Regions from separate parts of the Homo sapiens genome. Here region 2 is linked to region 1. A link is a loop called in an ENCODE intact Hi-C map of the cell type or tissue named here. Cell type or tissue: Caco-2. All regions are shown on one strand. Each heading gives the region's core, and the rest is flanking DNA. Links, peaks and the distances in the headings are about the cores only. Region 1 holds the start of ONECUT1 (one cut homeobox 1). Region 2 overlaps WDR72 (WD repeat domain 72).

The links. Hi-C counts contacts between places; a loop is a spot of excess contacts. Peaks named below come from ENCODE experiments on the same cell type or tissue, not always from the same donor. Only the 100,000 strongest peaks of a DNase experiment are listed, where the experiment ranks them.
Region 2: a loop joins it to region 1, with 5 times the contacts of the local background. A loop is called at or near these places in 3 of 110 quality-filtered maps.

The regions. Positions count from the first base shown.
Region 1 is chr15:52,784,220-52,799,517 of GRCh38, forward strand. It overlaps ONECUT1 (one cut homeobox 1), which reads right to left and starts at 6,117. Exons shown (of 2, transcript NM_004498.4): 1 at 4,561-6,117. The coding sequence starts at 5,665. LOC105370824 (a long non-coding RNA gene) reads left to right here and starts at 6,211. Exons shown (of 2, transcript XR_001751550.2): 1 at 6,211-8,470; 2 at 10,132-11,187. RefSeq lists enhancers at 6,113-6,407, 6,404-7,172, 7,173-7,940, 10,197-10,894, 10,895-11,590 and a silencer at 6,155-6,224. In Caco-2, for the core only: no CTCF peak of the experiment used is centred there; DNase peaks (open chromatin) are centred at 5,756 and 6,212; H3K4me3 peaks cover 1,391 bases.
Region 2 is chr15:53,579,201-53,594,498 of GRCh38, forward strand. All of the region lies in intron 18 of WDR72 (WD repeat domain 72), which reads right to left. Among named protein-coding and RNA genes, the nearest start is that of WDR72, 170 kb to the right of the region's middle. In Caco-2, for the core only: a CTCF peak has its summit at 7,794 (motif pointing left); a DNase peak (open chromatin) is centred at 7,801.

The sequences.
Region 1 (15,298 bases), core at 2,668-10,667:
GCTGCTACAACACAACCGTGCTATTGTTGGCACTGTCCGACCCAAGTGTCGGTGGTAAGCGGCGATGTCGGGGCTGGGTCTCTAGCAACCGCTGTGCCCTGGGTCAGGCTGGTCGCCCCAGCTACCGGGATCCCTCTCCGGATGCTTCCAGGGCGATAGGTGCTGCACCCATTGACGGGATAGCCGCATACCTCCGAACAGGTAGTGGAGTTCGTCTCTGGCAGGCATCCTAGCTGCGCTGACACCAAGGTCGCCACACAATAGCCATCAGCCCCCCTTAAGCCCCAGAAGTAGGTTTCCCCTGCCCCAGCCATAGCGGTTCCAGTCGTCGCCACGAGCCCACTTCTTATCCCCAAGCGCACCTCCCTCTCCTCACCCGGGTTTATGCCCGTTACACAGAGAGAACTACACAGGGGGAACTATGGTCCTACACCCTCGAGGGGACAGACACCGGCCGTGAGACAGGCACCACGCAGAGCCTTCTGGTGACTGTCCGCAGGAGCGAGACCTTTTTTGGTTTTGCAGTCGGCTAGGTGTGTGTGTGTGAGGGTCCCCAGTTGACTACCGGGATGCACTGCCACTTTTCGGCCTGGCGGGCTCTGGGACTCCTTGGTCTCCGTAGGAGGCCATCCTAGGCCTTCGGAGGAGGCGCTCCCAGCTGGCGGCGCCCCTCGCCCCGGGCTCAGAGGCGGACACGGTCGGTCGCGCCCTGCTGGCCCTTTGTTCGCGCCGCAGCGGGCTGGGAGCAGCTGCGCGACACCAGACCCACAGCGCCAAGACGCGAAGCGCGAGGAAACCGCTGCGCTTGACTCCTTCTCCCCCAACTCTTGGACCCAGGAACGCTTCCAGCTCCTGCGTCCCACACGCCCAGTCCTGGCTTCTCTCCCGGCCCAGAAGTCTTCAAGGATTGAAGGGCTCTGCCTAGGGCCCCGCACTCCTGCCTGACTCCCATGGCCCAGAAAAGCAGGGGGACATTTGAAATGTCACCCCGGGATAAATATTAACAAAAAAGCAAATGGACTTGTGCAGGGGCCAGTTATCAATCAACCAGGCCGCAAGGCCACTCAGGGCAAACACAGCCCAGGTTGGGCTGGGCGAGACTTTCTCATGGCCGCCCCCCGACCGAACCCCTCCCCCCTTGGCTCAGGTCCTTCTTAGGTCGTTCTGGGGCAAACACCGGACGGGAAGGGGGCGCCGCCAACTCCCCCGCGGGGTTTGGAGGTTTCCTCGCCTCCAAGTCCCGCAGGGCAGGGTCGGAGTGCCCAACACCCACCCCCGCCCGAACCTCGGGCCTGCGCGCCGCCTTCCCCTGGGTCCGCGGTGCTGCGCTTGCTGTTGGGTGTGTGTCGCTGTCTCTTTCCGAGCCGGCAGCTCCTGCTGTGTGGCCGAAGCCCTCTGGAATCTTTAATTGGAAACTAATCTTGGTCTTGATAGACGCCCACGTCAGAGGCGCGCCACCCACCCACACCCCCCGCCTCATCCCGGAGGAGACGCGGCGAGAACCCTGTCGCTCTGCTCTTTAATGGGGCAGCAGCAAGTAGTACATGGAGGGAACATATATTGATTTTTAAAAGGTAGTTAATTTGGTGGGAATTTCCTCCTGTCGCCCTTCTTCCACCAGCCGCTGTTATTTCGTGACCGGAAGGCGCCTCCCCAAACACAGCGCCACGTGCAAGAGGGTTTTGACCCTCTGCAACAGGCTGCCGGCAACTGGAGGACAGAGGGGCGTGGAGAAGCCACCACTCTCCCGCTGCGGAGCGAAGGAACCGAGCTCAGTGAGCCCTGACCTCGCAAGGTGGTTGGAACGAGACTGGGGAGGGTCTCTGAGCGCAACAGCAAGGAAAGCTGCCAGGGGCACCTCCCCATATGGGAGCTGGTAGTGGGGGGCAGGCACTAATGTCCCGTAGGAACGGCCAAGGCGCTCTGCAATCCATTTTAAGGCTCATGCACTTGGCCCGTTAGAGATCATTTGGAAAGTTCAGAAAATAACCCCACTCTTTTTAAAATATGAAAATGTTAATGAGATGGCTCCTTCTTCAGTAACTTAAAAATAGGTTGTGAAGAGACTGTTCCTGGTTCCTTGCAGGAGACCCTCCTGGACCAACACAGAATCCTCAGTCCTAGCCCTTTCCACCATCCCTTTTAAGTTAAGGAAACAAAAATGTAATAGACATGCTTCCTCAGGGTCTCAGGACACAGAGTCGGCTTGGTGTTTGGTGCCAAATGCCTGCCCTGCTGGACTCTCCAGTGTTTCACTTTTTCGAGGAAAAGGCCATGGGCCTAGGGCCGAGGGCTGCATGGACCTCTACAGGTTGCTGGGTGCCCAGGCAGGCGCTCCTTCGATAGCCTCCTGGGTGCCACAAGCACCTGCCAGGCACCATGTTTGCGCCTCCAGCGTGCGGGTCCCAGCACTCAGGCTCCCTCCCCCTCCACAGTGCCGTCCCCTGAGCTCGGCTATGTAGCTCTCCACGCTTGGAGGTCAGAGGGCGCTCCTGCGGCCAGGTTTCCATGGCTCAGAGGTCGTCTCTGAACAGAACGTGTCAGTCTGTCCTTCCAGGGGGCGACAGCAGGCAGTGGGGGGAGGAGGGATATTGAAGTCCAGAGCAAGAGCCTCCAGGGGGCGGGGGTGGGGGATGGGGACCGAGTTTTCCCGGAGGGGTAGCCTTCTCCATTTCTATCTTCTTCCCACATTCCCCCGCTCCACTCTTTGGCTTCAGCGGGCACTGCCTGGGTAAGAGGCCCTGAAGCCTGGCTCTGGGGTGGTGTGGGTGTGTGAAAAGGCACTACCTTGGGCTCTGGAGAGACGGAGCAGTCAGGACGAGGAGCAGCCCCTTCGCCCACTCCCTCCGGAACCTCAGTTGCTCGCGGGCAGCCCACGGGTGGAGATATGGTGCCGGTAGCACAAGAGCTAGAGAGTGGAAAACCGGGGGCCAGCGATTCGCTGGGGCGCCCAGCGAGCCTCTTCTCCCCTGACTGGTTCCCGGGCGCAGGCTGCAGGAACCTGCATGAGGACTTTGCCTGGGGCGAACGAAGGCAGAGCTGGGCTGGAAAACCTGGCAGGGCAGAGTCTCAGCCAGCGCGGTGCTTTGGGACCGGTGGCCTGCAGCGCCCAAACCCAAAGAACGCTTTGGGTCGCTTCGGGGCACGAATCGCAGGCTGGTCGGCACCTGCCACCCCCAGCTTCTCATTGGCAGGCACGAGTTGGAGGAGGGGGCTTTGGCCTCACGCTTTGATTTTAGACTGTGAAACGGCTCAGTGCCCCCGGCTCAGAGCGGATTGACTGTCTCTCGTTCTCCAGGGACGAATTAATGGAGAACGATCAGTTAATTAACAAACCCTCATTCCGGCTTTTACCTTTTCTCTTCGCCAAGGCTCAGGCCTGGGCGCTGGGCTGAGATGGAGGTGGAGGTGGGGGGTGGGGGAGTGGGGGGGGAGGGGGCATGGACCAGGAGTCAATCAACTTGGCAACCGCCGGCCGGATCTCATCAAACCCAGGCCACCCTCCGCTGTCCTTAGCTCTACCTCCCCTCATGTTCTCTACCCTCAAGGGTCGCCGAATCCTCCTGAAATCCCCGGTGGGGTTCGGGCTGGGCTCAGCTTTCTTCTCTGCCTATCCGCGGTCTCGGGGAGCCAGGCGCGGTGTCTGCGCTGCGCCAAGGAGAGCTTCCAGCTGAACTCAGAAACACCTGGGGCTTGGGGTTTCGGGCAGGAGACCTCTGCTCCTAGACTTGGGGGTCATTTACACACTCTCATCCCCAAACCCCCCTCCCGCACGGGGATTCAGACGAAAATCGCGAAGAGGAATAATAAAACAAAATGCAAAGTCCTCAGGGAGTCGGCAGCGGAGTCGGTCCCAGGACATGGCTATTGCTTTGCAGCTCTCACTGGGACCTTGGGACGGTCAGCCTCCCTCTCCTTTCCACAGCCAATTCCATGCGCAGAGAGCGTCCTAACCCTTACAACTCGTCTGTGCTACACACCCACCGCCCAATGGCTCTGAAACTTTTTGCCCATACTCTTAGATTGAGGTCACCCCAGCCAGCGCCAAAAGAATGAGCGCGGGAGGGGGTCACAGCAGCCAGTTCGGCCAAACATCGACGCTGCTCCGGCACGCTCCAGCCCAGCGCCTGGGATGTGTCAGAGGTACCTGCGAGGAACATTTGCGTGCGATTCCACGCACGCGTTGCATCCCTCTTCCCAAACCCGGATCGCTGAACTGAGAGGTGGCGCAGAGTGTCTCACCAGGTGCGGGGATTTCTCTCCGCCTCAGGCCGTACGAGCTTCCCTCGCTGTCCCTGAGCGCAAATGAGCCTCTTCAGTCGCCGAGGCCCGGCCGCTTAGCTCTCGGAGCCTTCCACAGCCCAACACCCTGAGCCCTGGAGTAGGCAATTTGCTCCCACAGCCCTGTGCTGGCCCTTCCAGGCACAGGGAGTCCCCCTTCTAGGGGTAGGGGCGGGCGGGATGAAGCGCACCCAGCCCTCTCTCCTACCCTTCCTCCTTTGGTCCCTTCGGCTTTCGTGTACCTTATCTCCCGCGCGCCCAGCTCCTTGGCCGGCTCACCTGCTAAGCGGAGCGCGGACATGCGCTGGAACTCCGGCTCCTGCAGCCACTTCCACATCCTCCGGAAGGTCTCCCGGCCGGATTTGAGTTTGCTCCAGGGTTTGGGGTTGCGCAGCAGGTCCGAGAGGGTCCCCTGGGAGCGGCAGAGCACCCTCTGCGCGAAGATGGCCTGTGGGATGCTGTAGCGCTTGAGCTCGGTGGTGATACGCTGCGCCACCTCTTTGGTATTGATCTCTTCCATCTGCCCTGAATTACTTCCATTGCTGACCTGCGCGCCGGTCACCGAAGGGTTGGGCTCCCGGGCTGTGCCCAGGAGTTGCCCGTGGCCCTGGGCGTTCAGGTGGGCGTGGGGATGGTGCGGAGGAAGGCCGTTGATGGGCACCATGCCGGCCGAGGTGGGCGTGAGGTGCTGCTCCCCGTGGCGGCCGAGCATGGCCGGGTGGTGGGCTTCGAAGCCGTTGGGGGTGAGCATCTTGTCGGTGGGCATGGCGGCCCCCGGGTGGGCATAGTGGGGGAGCCCTTGCTGGGAGTTGTGGATGCTGCCCAGACCGGAGCTGGAGAGGGGCGAGAGGCTCTGGCCCATGCCGGCCACGTCCTTGTGGTAGGGGGTATAGAGGTTATTCATGGAGGCCAGCCCGCGCTCATCCCGCATGAGCGTGAAGCTACCGCTCACGTTGCCCGCCAGGCGCTGGTGGTGGTGCGGGTGGTGGTGGTGATGGTGGTGGTGGTGATGGTGGGGGAACTTGTCCGAGACTGTGGAGATGGGAGGCAGCGGCTGCAGAGGGGTCAAGGTGGTGTAGGTGGTGGGCATGCTCATACCTGGGGGAGTCTCGCAGGCCATGGTCATGGTGGGATGCAGGGGGCCGGCCAGGCTGTGCTCAGGGGCCCGGTGGTGGTGGTGGTAATCTCCGCCGCCGCTGCCGCCGTCCAGCAGGGACGCCATGCCCATGGAGCGCGGGTGCGCGGGGGGCAGGTGGCTGCCGCGGTGCGCCACGGAGCTGCGCGCGTGGGGGCTGCCGCCCAGCAGGTCGGCAGGGGCGGGCACCGGCTCATGGCTCACCCCGTGCAGCTCGCCGATCGCTTCCATGGTCAGCTGCGCGTTCATCGTGATCCGGGCGAGCAGGCGGCGGACACAACATCGATGTGGCCAGGCAGAGGCGGCGAGGGGCGCACGGAGTCCGGTCTTCACATCGGCTGCTGGCGACTGTTGCCTTCCTTCCTCTCACTGTGGGGCTCTGTCTCTCTCTCTCTCTCTCTCCGTGTGTGTGTGTCCGTGTGTGCGTGTGCGTGTGTGTGTGTGTGTGTGTCTCGCCTTCCCTCTTACCCCCCACCTTCCCCTCTGCGTCCTCGGCTTTTTTTTTTTTAATATTAATTTCCAAAGAGGATCCGCGCCGTTGGGAGAGCGCAGTGCCCCAGCCCGCCCGCCTCGGCCACCTCTCGCCCCTCTCTTTCTTAAAATTCTGAGGTCTCCGGCTCCCCTGCCGCGGCCCGCGCGCCTGCCGCGTCTGCTGCCTGCCCGCCCCGCTGGCCAGCTTGAGCCATGGCTCTGTTACTGTTACAGACTCTGTGGCCGCGGTTCGGTAGCCGCCGCCGCCGCCGCCGCAGCGGCCCGCCCTCACGCCCGCCAGGCGCAGCGCGCATGCGCGAGGCCCGCCCCCGCCCCCTAGGTCGCGGCGCGCCAGGCCCTTGGCGTCCCGGTACAAATGAAGGAGGGGGCCCAGCGCCTTCCCTGCGGCGCTGGATGGCCAGGGAGCTGCGGGCACGTGCGAAAGATTGGCGCAGAGCGCGACCTGGGGCCGCCGCTGCAATCCCAGGAGACTCGCGCCTGGCTCGCTCGCCTCCCTTGCTTGAGTGGGCTCTGTCCTCCCAGCCCGGGGACGCTCGTGTCGGGCTTCTAGCGGCTGGAGTGCTGTGCTTGGAGACATCGCCCCTCTCTCTCCAGTTGCTGCTTCCCGGTGCAGCTTGCCCGGGGAGCTGGGGACTGTGTCATCACCCCTTCGGCTCTAGCCCACTAAGCTTTATTTCCCGGGGGGCTGCTGGGAGTGCGCTTTCCCACCCTTGAATTCACGGCCTATTGGGGGATGGGGGTTGGGGTGGGGTGGGGTGCAGATTGCTTAAAGGGCTGGGTCCGTTTGGCGGCCGTTGACCCGGCACCCTTCGTCCTCCCAGATACATACTTGCCCACCCTTTCTCATCCATGCCCTGGGGAGAGGAGTAATCAGTGCCAAGAATCCCAGTTCGGGCCATACCTCACTGTCCCCCGCCGCCTGGCTCCTTCTCCCGCTCAGCTCATAATTAAGGCTGTGCGTCCGCTTCGCCGATGACTCGGCCTGTGGAGGGGGGCGAGGGAGAGCGGAGGGAGTGCCCTGGAGGGTACCCATGTTAACTTCCGGGTGCTGGTGGGGCCGTGGAGGCTCGGGCCGTCCCTGCGGTTACTCCCAAGGCCCTCCTGCTAAAGCACCCGGAGGCGGTTGCTTTCCAGAAGTACTGACGCAGACAGGGTGGACGCCGGCGCGCGGGTCTCCGCTTGGCCCCTAGGGACGCCCTTTTCCCGGCGTCCCCGAGAGACGCCTCCAGATTTGAAAATCAATTCAGCTTCGGGAGTAATTTCGCCCTTCCCACAGTCACGCTCCAATCTGGAATCGAACCTGGTCTTTGGGCCTGGTGGGGACGTGTGCGGAGGCCCCCAGTTTGAGACGTACACCCGGCCGCCACATGCCGCGGCTTTCTTTCATTTACAAAAGAAAGAAAAAAAATCCGCAACAAAAGGCAGAGCCGTGTCCGCTTAGGTGCTTTCATCCCTCAGAGAAAGGACAGATGTGCCCATTGTCCAGCCCGTGGCAGTTATGGCCGGGTCAGCGCCGAGCCTCAGCCCCAGGCAAGCGGTGGTTACAATGAGAATAGCCTCTCAGAGCCGGGGTATCTGGACTCAGATATGGAATAAAGTGTGTGTAGCCTGTGCTGGGCCAGACTCAGACTGTAGGTTTGCTTGCTGGGGCACCGAACTGCAGCCCACCCGTGGTGTTTCCACTGCAAATGCTCCCAAGCCCTTAGAGAGGCCAAGGCTGTGGTAGTGGTGGTAGTTGGGTTTCCAAGGCAAAAGTTTGGGCTGGCCAACCCTTTGGGAAAAGTTCCCACCGGCCCAGGCATGAGTAGGCCTATCTCTTTGCCCAGGTCCCTGCTACCACCAGGGCAACATCCTAATCCAGGTAGGTCAAGTTCAGTGGATACAGTCAACGTGACTTCCTTGAAGGCGGCCATGTCCTGGGACTGGTTAATCTAGCTGGTTTTATCACCAGAGGCACTCCCATCCTGTCCAAACAATGCATATGGAGGCCCTGCAAATAATTCATCTCAATGGATTTCATGTCTACTTTCATAATGAACAGTTAGGAATTTAGGAACCCCCAGAGAAGAAAAGATATTTTAGGGAAAATACACTGATGTAAAGGAACTCAGAAAACACGATTAACTCTTTAAACTTGTATCTATATCTACCTATTCATACACGCATACACACAAGCACAAAACATATATTTCCTGCCTAGTATATTACAGTACCTTGGTGGAAAGCTGCATCTTTGGTTTTTAATTGTTTCCATTCTCATTTCCTACAGCATGAGACCAAACAATGGGTTAAAGTAGCAGGGAGTCTTTCAGCTAAACAGTTGTCCCCCCGCCCCCGCCCCAATATTTTAATCCCGCTGAAGTGATTGATTTGCCCTTATGACAACTATCTTCCCAAAAGGCAGTTTGTTAAAAGAAAGAAAGAAGTAAATACCACCAAGTGCACAAATTGTTCATGGTTTTCTCTTTGTGTAGCTAATTAGGAACTTGATCTTGGAAACCCTCCTTCATGAGAGGCACTCAGCTGAGCCTCTGGAGTCCACCTGAATAAGGCTGGCATCAGGTGAGCTCAACTTCCCCTCTCCCCCAAGGGCATTTATGAAAAGGGGGGCTGGCTCTGTGTTGGTCCCTAAAGAAGGAGCCAACGAAAAGACCTGGAGAAGCACCATATGTGTTGGCTTGCTCAGTAATTTTTGATTTTTTTCTAAAACATTAAAATATTGTATGTGCAGGATTTGCTTTGGTTTGCAAATCTCCCTAATCTTTCTTGGCTATTCACACCATTTATCTAACCATTGTTCTCCCGTAATTGACTGAGTTGCAGTGGTTTCTCAGTCAGAAACAACATATTACTGTGTTCTTATTTGACCTCTCAAAATTTTTCTTCTTACTAAGGAAGTGACGGGTAGGAAGAATGCTCTTCTTAGGCCTAGTTAAGGTGAATTTGCATGTGTGGAGGGAGGACGGGCACTAGAGAGATTGTTAACTGCTGGAAGGCTGGGACTACTTTCTGTCGTTTTGTCCCTCTCCTTCTTTCCCCCTTCCAGTGCCCAGAACAGAGCCTGGCACCCATTAGGTACACTATGGGGATTGAAGGAATTAAGAGTCCACAGAGGAGTCCCTGGAAACTTGGTAGGTGTAGGTCAATGTGTGTGATTGAGGAGGAGGACTTATTTTTAGCTGCTTAGATTTTGAGTAGCTGCAGGAAATTTAAAGAAAAAAATAGTGTCAATCACTAGCAGAAAATTACATAATGTATATATGTAAGAAAAAAGGAAATAAGACTATGACTGGATGCTTGTTGCTGACAATATTTTCAGAGTGAAAACAAGGAACTTAGGATGTTTATTTTGTAAATGTCAGGAGAAGAACCTGGGATATGAGATGGACAGGGGCAATCCTTCTTTTGCTAGGTAGGCTAGAGCTTACCACGCTGCCCTACCAGGTTCAGCAAAGAAAAAGCGCAAAGAGAATAAAACCATTCCTCCAAATACTGGCCACATGAGCTTCTCTGAAAACCTTCCATTGGTTTCAGAATTAATGCTTTAATTATTTTTGTGAGTAGTAGAGGCGTAACGTATGGCCCAGTCCCAGTTCTCAGGACCATTCCAAAGAAATGTTTCTAGCTCCTCCGAACCATGAAATGTCTACTTCCCATTTTTTGGACTCACAAAGAGCGAGATCCTGGGTGTCAGGGCAAATTCCTCCACCCAGGGATCCAGGGGGAGGCTGGCTCCTTGGCTAGAGCCCCAGGGCATATTCACTGGCATTTCTGATGCCTGTAGCTAGTCTAACATTAAACTTGTGGGGAGGAACCATTTCTTTGGTATCTGGCTACAGTAGAGCACTAGATAGCTGGAGAGTGAAAGACTTGGTCCTGGGTGCTTCCTGGCAAGCTCTCCTGTTCCACTTCTAGAGAAATTTTATTCAGAAAATTGCTGCAGGCTTAGAGTAGAACACCAAGAAATTCAGAATGGGGTGGCCTGGTGACTCACTATTGAAAACCATTAAAAAAAAATCACTCAATGACTTCTCTCCACTCTCTGGGGACCAAGGAAGTGGTAACTAATTATGGTAGCCCCTTGCTTCAATCTTTGATACTCTGTTTAGCGTATCATTTTATTCATATGTTCGGTAACATTTTTCTTTCTCAAATTACAGTTTTTGCCCAAGAAAATATTTTTAAATTGGGCTTTTTTTTTTTTTTTTTTTTTTTTTTTGCAGTTTCCTCTGTTTTATCTACTTCTTGCCCTTCCATATCCCAAAGAGAAGATGCTCTGTCAAAGGGCTGTCAGCTGGTGCCATCCGCAACTAACTCCACGTTCTGGGAGTTGCCGAGGGCTGCCTGGGCGGCCATCCCAGGACACCAGACCACTCGGCTCGTATCTCTGGTTACTTCCTGCGCTGGGGAAAAAAGAACACGCTTGCTCTCCTGGGTCCTCGGGTAAACTACAGGCGGCTTCTCCTGGGTTGGAATCCGTTTTGGCGGTCGCCTAATTCCGCGAGGGCTTTTTCACGGCTTCAAGCCAAGAGCGCTGAAGGGAGGAAAGGTATACTGATGCCGTAGGGCTGAGGGAGGGATTCCAGGCTCCTGGGGTGTTCTTCTGCAGCAGGACCCCTCGCTGGCCGCTGCCAGCCCACTTCCGGAGGAGTTGGCCTCGTCTAGCCAACAGTTCAGTGGGATTTCTTTCTTGGACATAACTTCATATCATTGAAATAGTCTACAAAAGACACCAGCTCAAGCCGCGAGGGCGTTGAATTGTCCGGATTTGGGGTGGCGGTTAATGCTCCTCTTCTGGTGCCTCCCCCGCTGGGGCCCTGCATTCCATTAGCCCCGCGCTGGGGTAGAGATGCCAAGTTTAGGGGCTGGAGAGGACAAGGGGAAGGACGAGAGAACTCTTGCACCGACGGATGTAGTTCCAAGCGACCCGAAATGAGGAAAACCCAGAAGGGGCGGACGGAGGGCAAAGTCGGCCCAGGACGATCTTCAGGCGCACCATTCTCTCGCCCTGGAGGGACAGGGAAGGGCGGAAGCGGAGGGTGGCTGTCCAGCCGGGAGCCTCTGATCCACGGGGCTTGGACCAGCCACCCCACCCGAGGGCGGCTGAGGACTGGGCGGCCGAGCTCGCGGCCCACTTAGCTAATGCCGGGTAATGCCGACCCCGGCCCAAGAGCAGCAGCTGCACTTGGGAAGGAAAACTCTTTAAACAAATCATTTTGGTGTCTAATCAATTAGTGTTTGCGCAGTCAAGTACCGTAGATTTAACAGAATAATCGTTACTGCCCTTGTCTTTATTTGACCCGCAGACACCTAGAAGATTTAAAAATGAAACGCCGGTGTTCCGGGCTCCCCACCCGTTGCCTTCGACTCCCTCCGGGGCCTGCTAGGCCAGGTCGGGGCTTTTGCTTTCTCCAGGCCTAATCTCCTCTTTGCCTCCCTCTTCAACCCTCCTTCCCCTTCACACTTTTCCACACTTTACCTTGTTTTCTTGCCCTTCCAGCCCTGTCGGCCTTCCGAGTCTCGATCTCCTCATCCCCCCGTTCTTTACCCCCGTGGCTGGCACGAGAAACGGCTTCTGATTGTGGGACACCCAGGATTCTGGGCGAGCGCACCTGCCTTTTGGCCTGAGAGCCATCTGGGTGTAGAATTAGGGACTCGCCAAGCGCCCAGTTGTCTTTTCCCTGGACCCTCACTCTCTTACCCCTTCCTGAACCAGCCCAAGACCCGAGGGGTCCTATGCGAGCTCTTTGGCTTCTGTGGAGCTTGGAAAAGACTTTTACCTGCGGGCGGGGTCTGCCTGAGTCTCTCCCGGTAAATGCAGTGACCCACGGCGCAGGACGGGGGTTGAGAGGAAAAGCTGAGAGTATAGCCTTGGTCCCTAAAACCCGTTTGCAGGGCGGGGAATTGGGTCTAACGGCGGGAGGGAGGATGTTGTGGGGGGAATTCGTGGGGGGCTTCCCAGCTGACTGTTGTGTGGTGACTGCACTCTCTGATGCATGCTTCTCTGGGCCAGGTTATCTCCCAAGGTCCAGGGGTGCAGCTAGGAGGTTCTCCAGGCGCTTCTGAATTGCTGCTCCTGCACCTCCCTCCTCACCCGGAGTCTTTTTCAGGCCTAACAGGTGTGGACGCCTGTGTATGTGTAGACAGTCTGGTTCTGCGCCATGCCTGGCCCTCATGCCACCAACGCTGGGTTTCAGGAGCCCCACCAGCCCTGAATCGAGGCTCCACAGGGTTGGAAGGATGCTTACCAGGGCCAAGAGACCTCGAGGTGGGGCTGCGGGGCAGATGGACCGGTGGGGTGAGGAAGTTTGGGCCACCCGAGTGGCCAAGAACACCTCCACTCCTTAATTCCGCTAATCATTTAGCTCAGCAGGGAGGATGAGGTTGGAGGCTGATGCACCCGGGTAGTGGGTTGGTTAAATAAGAGGCTGTAATTCTAAAAGGGGGAGAGGGAGATGAGCTGGAGGTAAAGCTGCGTCTTCCTTTCCACATTTGGGGCTCTGGCTGCCTCAAATTGAGCCTGGAATGTTTATACGCCCCCAGAACTGCCTCGCAGTCCCTGGTCTCCATCAACCACCTGAGAAACTTCGCTCTCAACAATAGATGATTATAATGTACTTGACTAATGCCTGTATTTTCCTGTTTAACATACATTAATCTGAGTAACAAAAAAAATCAATATTGCTAACAACATTGCAAACAAATCCTGGTCTCTCTCACACAAAAACCTCCTCCGATTTTCAGTCACTCCTACCTCCTTGAATTTTGTTATTCACCTTTAGTCTACTGGCAGTCCTTGGCTAGTCTAGAATCCAATCCTGGCTGGCTGTCAACAGCCCTTATCTAAAACTCCTGATTTTTTTTCTTTCTCTTTGTCTTTCTTTCTTCCTTTCTTCGTTTCTTTCCTTTTCTTTCTTTTCTTTTTTCTTTTCTTTTCCTTCCTTCCTTTCTTTCTCTCTCTCTTTCTTTCATTTTTTTTTCAGCCGTGAGTGGAATCTGGGACCCTTCAAATGCCATCCTCCTTTCAATTGGGCCATTTGAAGACCTCGAGTTTACCTCAAACTTCATCCCTTCCAGCACCAGCAAATGCCCAAAGTCACTGGCCAATGACTTATGCTTTTGTTGTTTTCCTTCCCTAACAATCTCCCTTGTGTGACAGCCACCAGCACCTCCCTAGGGCAAGAGACCCCACGCTCTGCTCTCACGTAGCTGCCACCTGCAGCTAATCTCAGCTGGCAGTTGTTGAGTTTATGATTCTTATTTTGATTATTTTTAAAAATTGGTGTTTTCCACCTGGAAGGAACAAACCGGAAGGACTGGCTAATGAAGGAACTTAGGTTTGCAAAACACCGTGAATAATTTAGTATTGTATTTCAAGGAAAAAAATAGCTTTCTTAAATCATCCCCGCAATATAAATTGCAGACTTACAGTATGGTCCTGGTAAGTCTAAATTTTTAAAGGAGCAATATTCAAAGAGACATAGATGTCTGTATTAATTATTTATTCGCTGGTGCCTTCCTTCGTTTCTAACTTATTATTAATTAGGCGCCTCTAGTCTTTCGCAGAGCGCTCCACTGAGCCGGTTGCAGCTTTAAATATGAATTAAAAGCAAATCCAAGCTACTGTAATGCGAAAATTATTCCGTGTCTTGCATGGCAGAGATGAATAGCTGCGTGGATCAATACCGTGAAACTCGGCTCCCAACGACAGGGTTATTGATAGCTTATATTAATGATGTTAATGATGGAAAAAGGAAAACAACGGCCCACCCGACTTAGAAACTTCTTAGCCGCTGAAACCCCGCAATAAAAACGGGAAGGGGGCAGGAATCGGGCTTAAGTGTAATAAGAAAATTATTTATGAAACCGGATAAATGACTTCAGAGCCTTGATGCATTTGAACCTAACGCTCTCGGCTCCTGGCAGCCCCGGCTCCAGCTGGGGAGACCGCGAAAACCCCAAGCCACGGAGAGCTGGGGGGCGGGGGGCGCTCTGCTTGCCTAGGCAGCCTCCGGCTTGCCGCCCCTCTTCCTCCGTCCCCGCCGGAAGAGCCCTCTAGGGCGCTGCTCGCAGAAGCTTTGGAAAGTTGGTGGAATGGGGCAGGGACAGAGTTGGTCCCTGCTGTCCAGGCGGGGACAGAAAGCCGGGTTAGTGGTGCCCAGCGGTCTGGGATTTGGGTTCACTTTCTTCACTGGTTCTCTTGGCACCCGCTCAAATTCTGCGGTCTTGTCGGGGGCCCAGGTCGGGCTCTGCACTGTGGCCTCCTGCCCATCTGGCCAAGGCTTTCGGGATCCCCAAAATGCAAACGGGTGGCTGGTGCCTGAGCAGGAGAGGGAAGGCTTTATATGAAGAGAAATCGTTCTAAACACGGTAGGAAAACTGGAAAAGGCGCTCACCCTCCTCCCCCGTCCCCCGTGCCTCCGTGGGTTCTTTACCAGGCCCGGGGTTTAATTGGGCCTTGGCATAAGGCTCCCAGCAAGCGCGGGACATTCTAGGCTAGCTGTTCCCGGGCTAGAGGAGAGTGAGCGCTCAGGTCTGGGCCCAATTCTCCTGTAATTCGGCACAGGCGCCGCCCCCACTTACCCACTGGCCCCAAATATCGACCCACTCTCGGTTTTCCCCTAGTCAAGGGCCACTGAGAGGGAGGAGGAGAAACAGAGGGGGTGGGGGAGCGAAAGGTTAAATCCTGACCCTGGAGGACCGCGGGAAAGTTCAGAGCCCGAGGGTCAATCTCAGGCCCGAGTTCCCATCCCCCACTGCTGGGGGTAGAGCCGCCAGGTCCCCTCCCCCTAGCTAGGGTCCTGGGCCCTTGGAGGCGAAGCTGAGTGAGGGAGAGGGGCGACCCCTGGCCGCAGTGGGATGGGGCGATGCAATGCTAGGGTAGCCGGTGGTGTCCCGGCCTGGCGGTGTGGTCGGGGGTGCCCTGAGTCCAGTCTTTCTGATTGGTGCGGAAAGTTGAGGAGCTTTTAATTTACACAGGGGCTGTCATTTGCTCAGTGCCTCAGAAGGGAGGAGAGGCCGTCTGGTACTGCAGGCAAAGGCCCAGGTGGTCCACCAGGGCAATTACAATTTCCTAGAAAAGACCGGGTAATTTTGTGTTTTTTATTAGGTCTTTTAAGAGCTGTTTTTCTTCCTTCTCTCCCTCCCGTCTTCCTTTCTCTCTCTCCCTTTTACTCCCTCCCTTCCTTTCTCTCTCATTGGTTCCCTCCCTCCATTCTTTTCTTCCTTCTCTATCACTCCTTTCTTATTTTCTTCTCCCTTCCCCCCTCCCTCCTTTTTTCTTTCTTTTTCTCCACCCCTGTCTTATTCTTTCCTTCTCCCTAGCTTTCTTCTCTCATCCCCTCCCTCCTTCTCTACAGGGGAGCCTGGTGCAGGTCTCTGCACCTCCAG
Region 2 (15,298 bases), core at 4,221-12,220, 800 kb after region 1:
CTGCATCATTGAAGGGTTTTAAGTAGAGAGTTAACACAAACAGACTTTTATGGGATTTCTTTAGCTATTGAAGGCAATTGCCCCAGGACAGGTTACTGAAATAATACATTAACCAGAATTATTAATAGAGTTGCTGGAATAAAACGGAAACCTACAAAGAAGGGAGGAAAAAGCATTCTCCTTTTAAGTTTTACCTAAACCTAAATGTTCTAAGCCCATCAAGTGGGACTTACAGGAATGCAAACTGCTTTCCCTATCTTTTGGTGTGTGGTTCATCTGCCACTTAATGGAGAAAACATTAATCTGGACTGGCAAATAAGAACCACCAGAGGGAATGGGCGAAATACTAAATAAAGACCACCAAGCCATTTTCAGAAAGCAGCAACTATTGAAAAGAGTCAGGTGTGAAATACTATCTCACCCCTTAACTAGCTGTGTGACTTTAAACAAGTCATTAGGCTTCTCTGAGCCTCAGTTTTCTTGGCAGGAAGAACAAAGGGCTCAGACTCAATGACCTGCAAATGATTCTGACTCAAAGACTCTATGAGTCCTGTAATCTGAGTACCACTCATATGCCAAGTACTAGGCTAAGTTCTAACACCCCTCCTGTCCCCTATAAAAAAAATGTTCAAAATCAGGTAAATTTCAAATGCCTGTAATAGAAAGATCAAGGGCTGGGGCCAACAGCTGGAGTAAGTCTAGTTCAGGGTTGAAGTAAGGACTTCATTATGTCTCTGCACCCAAATGTCAGCCTGTTTAACATGATAATTGCATCTATCACTGAAACTTTATCATATGCTTTGGACCCCTCACGTGGCTGGTACTACGGTAGGCTCTGCTAGGTGATTAACTATCAGAAATTACCCAAGATAGCTGCCCACATGTCTGGAGTACTTATTGCAACATTTGCCCACCATAAACTCTTAGTGATTGCAGCTGATTGACAGAATTAATAGAGATAATAAATATTTTAGGACTCCCATATTCTTCAACTACCTTGAAGTAAGACATAAAAATCCAGCATAATTTAAGCCTAAAATCTAAAACGAAATAATGCAAAGTGAAAATAATAATTTCATTTAAAAAAGCTTGTCTCCAAGAACATTAAGCACTTTCATATCTTCAGGGGCCACTAAAATGTATTGATTGAGAATGCAGGAGAAAACCTCTGTTTTTACAAAAAGTTTTGAAGTAGGAAATTTTAGTGAAAAGAATTGCGTGTACTTCTAGGAAATCTCATCATGATCTCAGTGTAATAGCCATTTGCAAAAGAGCCCTGAACTGAGTCCATGCCAGGGAGCATTATTGGAAAATGGCCCACTGCAGCTACTTCCTGGAATTCCTCTTCGTGCTTCAGCAGCTAGCTTGGTAGGCACTGGGCACCAAACAGAGGCACAGCATCTTACAGAGCATGGGGAAACTCATTCCAGGATGACACAGTTTGTGATTTGTGACTTGAGCCTTGAAACAGGCAGAAGACAACAGCTCACGTTACCCAAATCATGAGATAAGCCTTAAAAAAAAAGTACAACTAAAAGTGGCCATGGAAAAAAAAGACTGAGGTAATTATGGCAAGTATTTATTCCAAACAGCCACAATTTTATAGTGGGAGTTCAGGGATGTATAGAAAAACTAATACAGCCTCTGTTCTCATGAGCCTGCCCAGCACTTTCCAACCTGCATTCCATGGCATTGTAGTATTTCTGAGGGAATTACATAATTGCCTGATTCAAATTTTCTTTTTAAAAGATAGTTATAATTATTTGTTTTAAGCAATTGTTTAGCTACTGTTAAATAATTGTGATTAAAAATGCAAATCTTGTGTATTAAATTTAATAAACTTGGAAACCATAAACACATTGACTGACTTATGCTCTCAAACAACAGTTTTTGTGCAGATTCAAGATTAATCTCTGTGCTTATATTTATGAATGTATCATTGATTAGAGAGCGAGAGTGTGTGTGTGTTTAATGTTAGTACTTAGCAATTTTGTTCATGTAAAATTCTGTATGCAAGTGCTATGGAAGTACTCTTTCTGCTTTCTTCTCAATCAAAATATTTTCACTACAATGTAACCAAAGCAATATACTAAAATGAAGTAGATCTTGAGACCAAAAGTTTATATGACTGTCATCCATCTACCTTAATTTCAAATCTCATAATTCATCAAAATATTTACTATGTAAATTATTGGAAAATTAAACAATTAAGGTAAGAGTTTTCTCTGTTTTGCCAGTTGTTTCATTTTTACAAAATGTTCAGATGCTTATGAAAGTTTTAAAACAGCAATTTGGATTCTTTCTTAAACAATAAAATGAATCTAGTCATTGGTAAAAATTAGAAAGTTCTGTGCTTTACATAGGAGATGGAAGATGGAAGTTACTGATGAACCTTAGCATTAATTTTCTGACATTTTGCAAATTTTCAATTATTGCTGTGTAGAAGATCCCATATGAAGATGAAAAAATCCTAACTCACTTCGCAGAGCAGAAATTATTTTGAAATACATTTCTGCTATTATGCAACAACATGTATGGAGACAGCACACAGCTCTTACCTCTGGCAATAAGAAATGGAAAATTTTGGAGCTTGTGATCTAAAATTGTACTTTATATTAGAAAAATTCCATAAAGATTTACTTGACTTTTTCCATGTCTAGATTTGAGAAAAGGAATTAATAATTTTGAATTACTGCTATACATTAAAATAATAGATTAAAACATTTAAAATTTTATAATTATGGCTTGTGAATTTGAGAAGACGAGGATTGGGCAAGGAGGACAGGGAAAGTGAGACTATATTCAATGCAACTCTGAAGGGAAACCTGCCAATTGTAATATATAAAATGACTTATGATGCCTTCACCCTCTTCATACAGTTGTTATAACTGGAGCATCTAAGTGCTTTGTACCATTAGTCACTCCTGTATTGCAGTTTCATTCTTACATTTTGTAGTACCTTTTATACTTGTGATTTATGCCTACAGAATAACTAGGAAAACCATATATGTTTTACATACAGATTCCAGAAAGAGACAACTCGGCTAAGTAAAGTTATTTTTTAAATCCAGTTCTGTAATGGTGTTACAGGACACGTGGTTTTCCAGTAAAACCTACTCCTGTAGTTCCACTTTCCCTGCATAGACTTCTTCCAGGGCTGTACTGCTTTCTTAAGCTATATCATGGTGGAATCCTATCCTTCATAATGTTTTGGAGAAGGCTGAGGGTGGCGCCTGCACAATTTGATTTGGTGTAAAAATACACACCAAATCTGATTTCTGTTACATTAAGGCATTCTCTGACAAAATATACAGAACAAGAAATGAAGTGAATTGTGTTTTAGAAAAATCTTATGGGCTTGTTTCCCCGAATACCTGACCGCTAATTTAAAAAAAAGAATCAAAAACCCACTTTAATTGAATATTTAATAGATGATTTAATGGTCAAGTTAAGATACATTTTAACTGCTAAATATAAAAATGATTTGTGTTTGCTTACTGGAAATATTTGTAATATAAACTAACATATATAATAAACTAATATTTAAAGCAAATTTACCATGAAGAAATGCAATGACTATTTTCAATTTATAAACATCGTACATTCATCAAACTATATTTTTGACTAATAGTTGGCTTTTATAATATTAATATCATAACAGTGGATTGCCATTAACAGTAGAGATAGTTTAACTCATTTTTAAAATGGGCAATATATTTTACTTTAAAATGAACCACTGGAAATATAAAAATGATAATATTCTCCTATGGAAAGGCCCAAATGTAGCTAGAGTAAAATATATCATTTTTTATAAATAAATGAGTTTACTGTCTTGTAAATTCCATCCTCTACATAATGCCTCATGAAATAGGGTGATTTACAGAAAAGAACCTGGGATTGGCAAATAGGATGGGGCATATAATCCAGTCTAGTGCCATTCTCCAACAAGTTGTATCATCATAGTAAAGCTATGCAAGTGTACTGTACCTTAGTGTTCCTCTCAATAAAGTGGGCCAAGAATTACTTCATTTGATGTATGAAAAAAGAAACAAAAAAGATATGCTAAAATTTTTTCAAAAGTAACCTGTTGTATACGTAGAAAAGGCATGCTAATCATTTGAAAATAACTCATCTAATTTGTTTTAGTATCTAAAAATAGTGGTAAAATAGATATTCCAGGGTCCTGAAATTGCTGTTTCTTCACAGTACATTCTGAATAAACTTTAGTTCATTTGGAAAACTTGAAATATGAAGTCCCTGAGGAAATTCTGAAAACTCCTTTGCATTCCTCAGCATTAAACACAAACCACTATGGTGTCTGATGTTACCACCTGGAGACCTCTTGATATTTTTACCACAGGGAAAAAAAAGTGTATCAAAACATTTCTTTTTCTTCTAGCATTATAGGAATCCCAGACATAGGGCAATAAATATGTTACTGATACCCACAGGTGAGCAGGCAATTCTGCCCTGTGTTACAGGTACTTTGTCATCACCTTCTGAAACACTGTTTCACAGTGCAGGGTATGTTATATAAAAAATAAATGATGCTGCCAAATTTCAGCAGTTGGAAAGAAACATAAGTCAATGGCATAAGGGAAGTAGGTGATGTAATGACTCTAGAATTAAGTAGATGGCTTGAAGAGATGGATCATGAGGTTTAACCTTTGAAATTATTCATTGAATATTAATATAAACACAAGGAAAAGCACACTTCTAAGTTGCTTTGTTAAAATTCTATTGATTAAATCAAATTTTTTTAAATGACAGAGAGATAATATATCCTATTCCTGGAAAATGTCTAAGAACAAACACCTAATAATCTGGTCTTACTTAATGTTTCAGTTAAGGATGTTTGTAGAGAAGGAGGTTAATAATGTCTACATAATTACACAAAAAAGGAAAGGGAAAAATTGACAATGAAACCCAAACTTGTCAATAAATGGTAAACGATTACAGATGAATAAAAGGAGATGAAAAATCGGACCAAATATTAACTTATACAAATTGGAAAAGATTTAAAAACTGATTCAAAGAGGATGGGTGATTGAGATAATGACCAACCATAAAGAAAGAGAAATAACCTCAAATGGGCATGAAGAACCACAGCAACTCAGAAGGTGTTACTAATGAGATTTGAAATTTGATGATCCTAATGGGCATTTGGTGTTGTTTGGTCTAAAAGCAAGGAGGCAAGCTTTCCCTCCCCTATGTAATGTCAACAAAATTTCTTACTCCATGTAGGACATGGAGCACTAATGGTTCATCTAAACAAGCTACATTTATGAAGGCAGAAAAAAATTATAAAACAATTTAAAAAATTAAGAAAAAATACTGCTCTACAAATAAAACACTAAATAGATACTTGGACAAAATTTGGACACAGGGTTTCTTTGCACCTCCTGCTTTTGTCAGTTTCTGCTTTGCACTGAAAGTGTCTTGCATCTCTTAAAATAATTTTAATGGTCTCTCTCTTTCAGAAAAAAGCTCCACAGCAGAACCTTTTCATTCCAGGTATCTCACCTTCTGAACCCAGCTTGGAGTATCCCCATTCCCATGTCCTGCCCACACCAAAATCATCCCATCTCCTGACCATGCCATACTGCCCTGCCTTGGTATCTGTCCCCATGTTATTCCCTTTGCCTCAAATGCCCTTCTTGCATCAAGCCCTTTCCAACTAGTGTCAGTTGGGTCTCACCAGAAGCAGATTTTAGATGAAATTAGAAATGCAAATGTTTATTGGGAAGTAACACCTGTGAAAGAAAAAGGGCAAAAGCAGGGTTGCGTAAATTGTGAACTTTAATATCTCATTCACCTCCCCTAAAAATCATTTACTCTTCCTCTAAAAGTGCCTACATCCCCCACTTCTCTCACCCCTATGAATAAGGATATATAAGTTTTTAAATATTATTGGGTGTATTAGTCTATTTTCACACTGCTATAAAGAAATACCCGAGACTGGGTAATTTATAAAGGAAAGAGGTTTAATTGACTCATAGTTCTGCAAGGCTGGGGAGGCCTCAGGAAACTCACAAACATGGCAGAAAGTGAAGGGGAAGCAGGCACCTTCTTTACAAGGCGGCAGGAGAGAGAAGCGCAAGCAGGGGAAATGCCAGATGCTTACAAAACCATCAGATCTCATGACAACTCCCTCACTATCATGAGAACAGCATGGAGGAAACCGCCCCTGTGATCCAATCACCTCCCTCTCTTGACACGTGGGAATTACAGATCCCTCCCTCAGCACGTGGGGATTACAGTTAGAGATGAGATTTGGGTGGGGACACAGAGTCAAACCATATAATTGCGCTATTGGGTACTCACTTTCCTGTGATGCCCCCATGCATATAATAAATTGGTATGCCTTTTCTCCTGTTAATTTGTCTACCGTCTGTCTATTTCAGCAGACTCACTTATCAAAGCTCCAAAGGGTACAGAGAAGTTTCTCTTACCCCTTCAGGCTCTATCAGCCTAACAGAAACTCTAAAGCAAAGAATGCCTGTGAAAGGAGGTCAATATGGGCCAGAAATGGTGAGGCCCTGGTATCACCATCATGCTCAGCCATCGTCCCAAGAAGAGTGTGATCTCTGCTCCAACGCTGGGTCAGATATTAAAGGCACTAACAACTGGAAGCTGTCAGATAGCCATATTCCTCACATCTGGGAAAGGAGTCCTCTCTTTAAGAGGGATTTTAGCAGTACGTCTCTTCATGTCTGCCACAAAATTATTCTCCAACACACATGTGAATGTCTATTCCTATGTGAAGCCTCTAAAATTCATTCCCAGGCAGTTGGTGGCTCTCTATGCCTTTACAGTAATGTGAATGTTAATTTCTCATACCACACTGTGTCCTCACTATTTTTACAACCTTTTGGAAAGTAGAAACCACATCATATTCTTCTCAGATTTCAAGTACATAGCTTGGGAAACAGAGCACCTAATAAAATATATTCAAAAGAGGTAGAGTGATTTGATGGCTGGACTTACCAGCTGGACAACAGACCAGACTGGTTATTGCCTATTCTGGTCCAGAGATACTAAGAGATATACCTCATGTATGTGAAAGTGAAAGGGTATTAAGAGTTCTCAAAAACTGATTTCAATGTACTTTAAATACTAATGGACTATTGGACTTTAAGGATAACATGTATCAACAATTAGCATGTTGTAAGCCAAAGTTTTGAAATTATGTTCCCAATCATAAATCTAATCACCATCATAAGTAGATTACATGAACCTATCTGTGTATCTCTTTCCAACCATTATTCTCACTTCTAGTTTTCTCTTTCAATTTACAGATTGGGTAACAGTCCATCTAATTTTAAAATTCTAAGATGTACTGTGTTTATTCTGTACTGTAAAATAATTTAATTTCAGTTGTAAATTTTAGAGTTTTCTTTGATGACCTTTTTAGGCAAGGCTTAGTAGTTCAGTAACATATACTCTTCATTTAATCAGCCAGCAATATTTACTCTCTGCTAAGCCCAAAGCTAAGCTGTGAGGACATAAAGATGAAAGTGAATGAATAGGATAAGAAGCCCCTTTTCTAATGGTGGAGACAGAATGGCTGATGATTTACTACATGGACTGGGAAGTGCTATAATACCTAAAGGGTACACAAGGGAAAAAGCAAACATGGGAGAGAAAGAAAAGGAACTTCTTGAGTTAGTGTGACTTTCTCTTTTGGTTTCATCTCCTTCTGAACTTTTTTAAAGGGGAGCGGGACAGAAACAAAGTCCTTAAGAATGTCTAGAATCCCTTTCTCTAAGGCAGTTCTCGGTAGGGTTGGTACTGCCCCCTAGGGGGAGGCTTTGGAAACTGCCCAAGTGAGGGACTGGGTTTCTCAATGATTGTAGAGACACTTTATTGGCATTTAGCAGTCAGGCACCAGAGATGCCAGATGGCCTGCAATGCTTAGGAACGCCTTTCACAGTGAATAACTGTCCTGCTTGGTTTTCAAATATTCCACTGGTCATTCATGAAAAGAAAAGCTTTGTATGTAATTTCCCAAGTCCAGAACATAACTTTGTTTTACATATAACTATGGAGGAATCTTTCAAGGCTTTTAACATACTTTGAATTTTCTAAGAAGGCCACTACCTTGTATATTAAGGAATGGCCACATTTTGCTACTATTGTCCAGTGTCAAGAAAATCCATTTTAGATACCCACATCACTGACAGAATCACCACACACACAGATATATGCATCAATAGCAGTGGTCTTATGTATACCACAGCATATTATATAACAGTATGTTACTATATCTTTCAGTGTAGTCATGCCCAGGATTTTGCACATAATACTTTACTATAAGTTACTTACCATTTATTTTTCCTTTAAATGTTATATAAATGATGTATGTAGGTAGGTTATAATGCTTATGAATTTCATTTTAAGATTTTCAAGGGAGCATTACAAAATATTGGCTAGGATTGAGAGCACTGAGATCCACTACGATTACTTTTTTTAAAATTTCAAGACTGACCTCATTCTAATGAGAAGAAACATGTGAGGCTGGAAGTTTATATAGACCATGTTCTTAGGCATATTCAGTTACCAAAGAGTGTTTTTACATTGTCCCTAGATTGGCAGGGCTGCCTGGCTGGAGGACAGATATTCTGCACAAATATACATAAAGGGCCCATGCTCATCTGTAGCAGGTAAAAGAAAGAACTAACAACTCTCCTTTGAATTGTCTTCATTTCTTGTAGCTTATTCTCAGGGGGTTGAAAATGAAGTACTCTGCCTTGGTTTTGCCTTCAAATACTTGTCAGCATTAATTTTTCCTGGTGGTTCTCTAGACAGATATATTGCTCTTGAACAAAGTAGATAAATTTGAAGCAATGCCCCTGGACTAACACTTCAGAAGAAAACCATCATCCTTATAATCACCATTTCCATTCTCTTTCTAGTACAGACAATTAACATATTATTTAGCATTTCTTTCATTCTGCCTTGGACCAGAGTTCTTTGATAGATGTCTGTCATTGTCATTTATTACACATCCACTCACTCAGGCAACAAACATTTAATGAGCACCCATCATACACCATGTGGTCCATTTGCTGCTAGGAGCACAAGATTAATAAGTTCCAACTTTTGCCCTCAAGGAGTTCACAGAGTTGGGAAAGAAAGGCAAATAAATAAGCAATTAGAGTGCCAGGTAATATACAGTATTTTAGAAGGTTATAAAAGGAGTGTAGAAAGTAATATAAATGAAAATGTCAGCACCTAACATTGAACCTTAGACATAGTAAGTGCTTAATAAGAAATGTTTCGAGTTATTCAAATTGTTCCAAGGCTGAAAATTGGGCAGATAAATTGAAGAGTTAAAATGGAAGGATAAGGCTCCAGCTAGCAAGATGACTGACATTCTGATGGGAATGGGATATTCCAAGGGCACTGGGACAAATGGATAATTTTTCCTTCAGCCACCATTTCTCTAGCAATTGCCACATACTAGACACTGTGCTATCTGCTGAGAAGACAAAGCTCTCTAAATCAGTTGTTTTTCTCTAAAGGAATTTAGTCCCTCTATTTACCAAAATTGTTTTTAGAACTATGAATACATATCCATATTGGCTGACAGAATTGCATTTGATGGAGGAACTAATGTCACACAAATTCCCAGGCTCAGAAGTAGAATGAATCATTAGTGGAGGCTGACCCAAGCCAGCCATGTTGCAAAGAGGGCTCTGTGTCAGCAGCATGGGGGCTACTGTAAGAGACCAGGAATGAGCCAGAAGTCCATAGGGAGGTGATGAGTCAGAACACAATATGTGAATCCAAATACTGAGGAAACAATGTTTGAGGCAGCGGCTCCTTAGAAACTTCTGTGGATAAACTGTAACTGAATAAGGAGTGAGGTAAGTTTCAGGCAAGGCTCAGGTCTCTAAAAATATCAAACTGAAATCAGATCATGACAAAGTGAGCAGTCAAGAGTGAAATAACTATCACTAACAGAGTCTTCTGGGGGGTTACAAACTAGATTCATTCATATGACTATTTTTAATTTCCTGTGAGCTTGCTGTGTGTACATCTCATGGTCCTAGGATGGTGACTCTCAGATAACACGAATTTCAGTTTGTATTCACGAATTTCAGTTTGTATTCAAGACTTTGTCTGGATGCTAAAGAATAGCAATCGGCTGGTTTCCCTCCACTGCTCCTTCTTTTACTAATTAGGAATTGGCTGAATCTTCAGTACAAACTATCTCACTTTCCATCCATTCACCCATCCACTCAATAAACACTTATTAACAGCTTCTAAGTAAGAGATCATTTTAGGTGATGGGAGGAAAAAAGATAAATAGACCTGATCCCTGTCCTTGAAGGGTCAGTGTCGGGAGGTCAGTCTCAGCTTCGGAAACAATAGTGCAAAACACATTGACTTCAGTGACAGAATCTAGATCACTTTTTGTCAATAATTTAAATGGGTATGCAGACAATCATAGATAAAGTGGTGCCTGCACGACTGTTACCAAAGAAATATTTAACTCAATTCCTCGATCAGACCATCTCTGGGCAGAGCCAGGCTGGCATTCTGACTGCTCATGAGGAAAAAAGATGATGAAATATTCCAGTTTTTCATATGCCAAGATGAAAATCATCAATCTCAATCTCCGTGAAAGATAAAACTACTTTTAGAAAAGAGCAGTGAACTCTTATCAGTCTTTCTAAGGTGATGCAATCTTTAAGATGATACAGAGAGGGCAGAAACAGTAAAGAAGTTTAGAAGAATGTATATGGGCAAAAGGGAAATGATGAAATTTCTCTCTCAATTTTATAAGGAGCTAAAAATAAGATGGGATATATTTTAAACCTAAATGACTACAATGCTTTTTGAAAAGTAGGTAATGTATTCTAGGTGCTAAATTATTTATTTGCTTATCATATACAAATTTGTCTTTAACACATGAATACCTTGATATTTAAATGAGATTGTCTATTAGATAATTAAAATTAATCTACACAAATGAAGTTTTAAATTTCTTCCACTTTTTCCCCTGTACCCCCAACCCTTATTCCTTTCAACTCGTATGTGTATGCCAAATCTTGTACATTTTTAGCATTTACCAGATGGCTTTTTCGGTTCCCAAAAGGAACCTTTTAAATTTTTAAGCAATAAAACTTATATTTCTGTTAATTCATATTCCAAATAAAAGTCTTCAATATTAATTACATCTTTATTGGAATAACTTACAATGCTACACCCCAGCTTTGCAGAGACTGCATATCCAATATCTGTTAATTGATTTCTTCTAGAGAATCTTTTTTTTCTGTTGTTATGACAAAATGTTTTGCTGTCTTGTAATCCTCAACTGGGTAACACATTTTTCTGTAACTGTCATACAGAAGGCACTTGGTAAATATTTGCTGAATTAAGAAATCCAAAAGGAGAATTGTAGGTAATTGGGAAGCAATGTAATACGGTGATGAAGATCTCAGATTTCAAAGCCAGCCTGCCTGAGTTTGATTCCCCGCTCTGCCACTTGTTGGAAATAAGACATTGGACAAATTATTTAACTTCTCTGAATCTGTTTTCTCATCAATAAAGTGGATATAACAATATTATCTGTTCCTATAGCATTGCTGTGTGGATTAAATAAATATTAGGTCATATCAGTGTTAACTGTAACTATGTTAATCATTACTGTTGTTATTCCAGAAGGCTAAGGGTTAGGAAAAGAAGGCATTTGCAAGATGAGATTAAAAGAGAACACTAGTGTTCTAAAGAGAAGAAATTAAAGATGCATGGGTTTCTTGCTAATGTCCAGGTTTCTCATTCATGCATTTCTTAGTCAGATGATCTTGAGAGGAAGAAAAGGGCATAAATGGCTTCAGTGGTCTTAGTAAACAGCTACCTTTCCCCACCCCAACTTTTTGCTTGGCTAAATCCTGTTCATCCTTCAGCTCCCAGTTTAGGCAACTTTTCTTGGAAGAAGCCTTCTTGAGCCCCAAAGACTATGTTAGGCACCTCTTTGATGTGCTTCCCTAGTCTCTGCTCTGGCATCTGACACACTTTTATGGTTAATGATTCTAGTTTGTATCCTCAGCTAAAGAATTTCAGTTTGTTAGTTTGTTCTTGGCGATATCCTTAGCTCTTGAGTCAGTGCATAGAAGCAGAGAGGAAGTGGTATAAAGAAGTGATGCATAAAGATGTATTTAAAGTTTTGGAGATAGGCACTGTACAAAATAGCATATCAAATCGCCAACACTCCATAACCAAAAGTCAATCATATCTGCCTAACTGTAGCTTCCTAGCTCAATCCACCCAAAAGTTTTAAGTGAGACATTTTCTTGTAGAAAGTAACAAAGAGGAGCTCTGAAATACGCATCAACAATATATGTATGTTTGCTTATAAATGCTTGTACACGCTATTAGCATATCAACATTATGTCCATTATAAAATACACACAAAAATAGAAATTCCAAAATGAGGAAATTAACACACGCACACATATATACATACAACACACACAACACACACACACACACACACACACACACACACACACACACACACATATATACCTTCTGATGTAGCATAAGTTAAGTTTGGCAATGCCATTTACATCTTGTTTTCTCAAGCTTGCATTATTCTTATTGTCTTTAAACCACGGTTTCTTGAGAGAGAACTGTTAAGTGTCTTGTCTATTTTCTGGTGATTAGTTTAGTTAAAAACTATAAAATAAAATCTACAGGTCACCTAAACAGGTACACTTGAAACTGAACACACCAAGGATGCCTTTTGTAGAGTCGATCTTCCACTATATCTTCAGCACACCTGGAATACCACATGTAACAATGTACCACCCAACATATGGGCCAAGTCATGACACCACAGTCAGTCATTATCACTGTGCTTTGCCCCTAAACCAAAGGTAATGTGATCCCATTACACTTTGTGCCACTAGTGTGCTTAAAAGATTTCCCACACCACACTAGAGAGAAAGCCCCAGACCTCACTACCACATACGAGGCCTTCTATGATGTGTCCTCCATTACTTCTCTGCTCCTTGATCACACGTACCACACAGGCCTTTCCTAAGTGACTTCTGTGGCCATAAAGAAGAACTCACTTACTCCTGGAGATCTTAGAGTAAATGAAAAAAAGATGCACTTACTACAAATAATGGCAGTCAGGGAAGAGTTTCCCTGTAGGGTAGTCACAAAGCCTTTCCACAAGTAGATATCCTTCTGGAAAACTCAGCAGGCCAAGAAAGCCTGCCCTGGGCCCGTACTTCTGCAGGGCAGGATCACCAAAATGTTTCTGTTGAATGGATTTTTATTTTCTTGATGTACAATAAATGCATGGTTTTATTTAAACAAAAAACACATTTTTATTATTTAATTTTCTAGATAAGTCTTTGAAGATGATGCATGCAATAAAGATTATTTGCAATACCCATATTTGATGCATCGTTTTCACAACCACATGGTTTAGCATGAAATTTAAATTCAGCCAATAATTCCAAGGTGACAGTTTTATCTACAAAGCCTCCATTTCTAGTTCAACCAATTTATTTAATGGAACAATTTAGAGCACTTGTTTAAACTGATCCAAATAACATTCAAAATAAAGGGAAATAACTTTCAAATGCAATTTAATAATAGAAACTATTGCTGTTTTTAAAGCAATGAATCTAAGCCTCAAATGTAAGTGTTAATTGTACAAGTTCTTATTAAAGAGATTCAAGGAAGATAGCAAAGTAATCATTATAAAAACGTTAACTTAGATAAAATCACCACTTTCCCATAAAACACAGATACACAAATATTAAGACCTCAAATAAAATACATGCTGTGAAGTGTAATAGGAGAAAACACTAAAAAATAAGACAAAATTACAGGTTTAAATATACATTATGCCTTAACTCTCACTTTATTGGATTTCCATTGCTTTCTAGACACATCCCTACAAATAGTTCCAGACACCTGGTGATTTTCTTTATTATGAGGGTTGAGATGGCAATAATTAAATATTCTGCATTTCCTTTAGTAAGAGAAGCATGATTTATGAGAAAAGAATAAAAATCTAAGAAAATCACTTAGCAAATTATTTGATTTTTAGTTCAAACTGATTTAGGGCAAATTTCTTCCACGTTGCAAGTATGGAAAACGTAGCTTACTGGATAACAGCACAGTATTTAGGAGAATATCTAGGTTTGCTTCCCTGTTTTTAGTAATTTTGTGTCTGTAGGCAAGACACAAAACCTCTCTTAAGTCTTAGTTTATTCATTTTGAAAACGGGGTAGTATAGGAAGTATGTTTCAAAGAGTAAGATGTATACCACTGGTGGCATTTAAGATAGCTGGTTTGGCAAGGTGGGCAGATTGCTGGAGCTCAGGAGTTTGAGACCAGCCTGGGTAACATGGTGAAACCCCATCTCTACAAAAAATACAAAAATTAGCCAGGTGTGGTGGTACACATCTGTAGTCCCAGATACTTAGGAGGCAGAGGTGGGAAGATCACCTGAGCCAGGAAGACTGAGGCTGCAGTGAGACAAGATCACACCATTGCACTCTAGCCTGGGTGACAGAGTGAGGCACTGTGTCAAAAAGAAAAAAAAAAGAAAGATAGCTGGTGTGGTGATAAACTCATATTTAAAAGTGTATTTCAACACTTTTAATGAGTATGATAAAAAATATAAAATTAGTATGTAAAATAAAAAAATAACTAATTTCTCAGGACAAACCTAGCTAGTATGATGGGAATCTCTTTCTTAGAGTATAGTTCTTTTCAGTTGTACTTTGAAATTTCACTTCAATGAACATGAACATTTTAAAAATGGTAAAGTCCTTTACACAGAGAACTAAATGTCAGAAGAAGGGTCTTAGGGTTCATGTGGATTGTGTCAGAATTAAAGGAAATGGTGAGCTAAATTTCATAAGATTCTTAGCAAAGCATTGGAATATATTAAAAACTCAATAATTATTATTTTTCCTTGTGACATTGTTGCCATATTGCTATAATCCTAATAAATCAAATATACTCCATTTAGCATAAAAGAAGTTTGAGTATCTGTGTATAGCAAAACCATCATCTTTTACTTTCCAAATGATTTATAAATAATACGTACCACCAAGAAACCAAGAAAGAAAAAAAGAAATTAAGAAACGAGGGGAGGGACAGGAGCTCATAGAGGACAAATAAGCAGAGTTGATGAAATTAAACAACATATACAATTTGCCATAAGAATATTTTGCAAAATGACATATGTTGCAATGATTAGGCTAAGGAAATCTGCCTATGAAATTTGAGGAATTACTACACCCAGTGAATAGCACCTCTA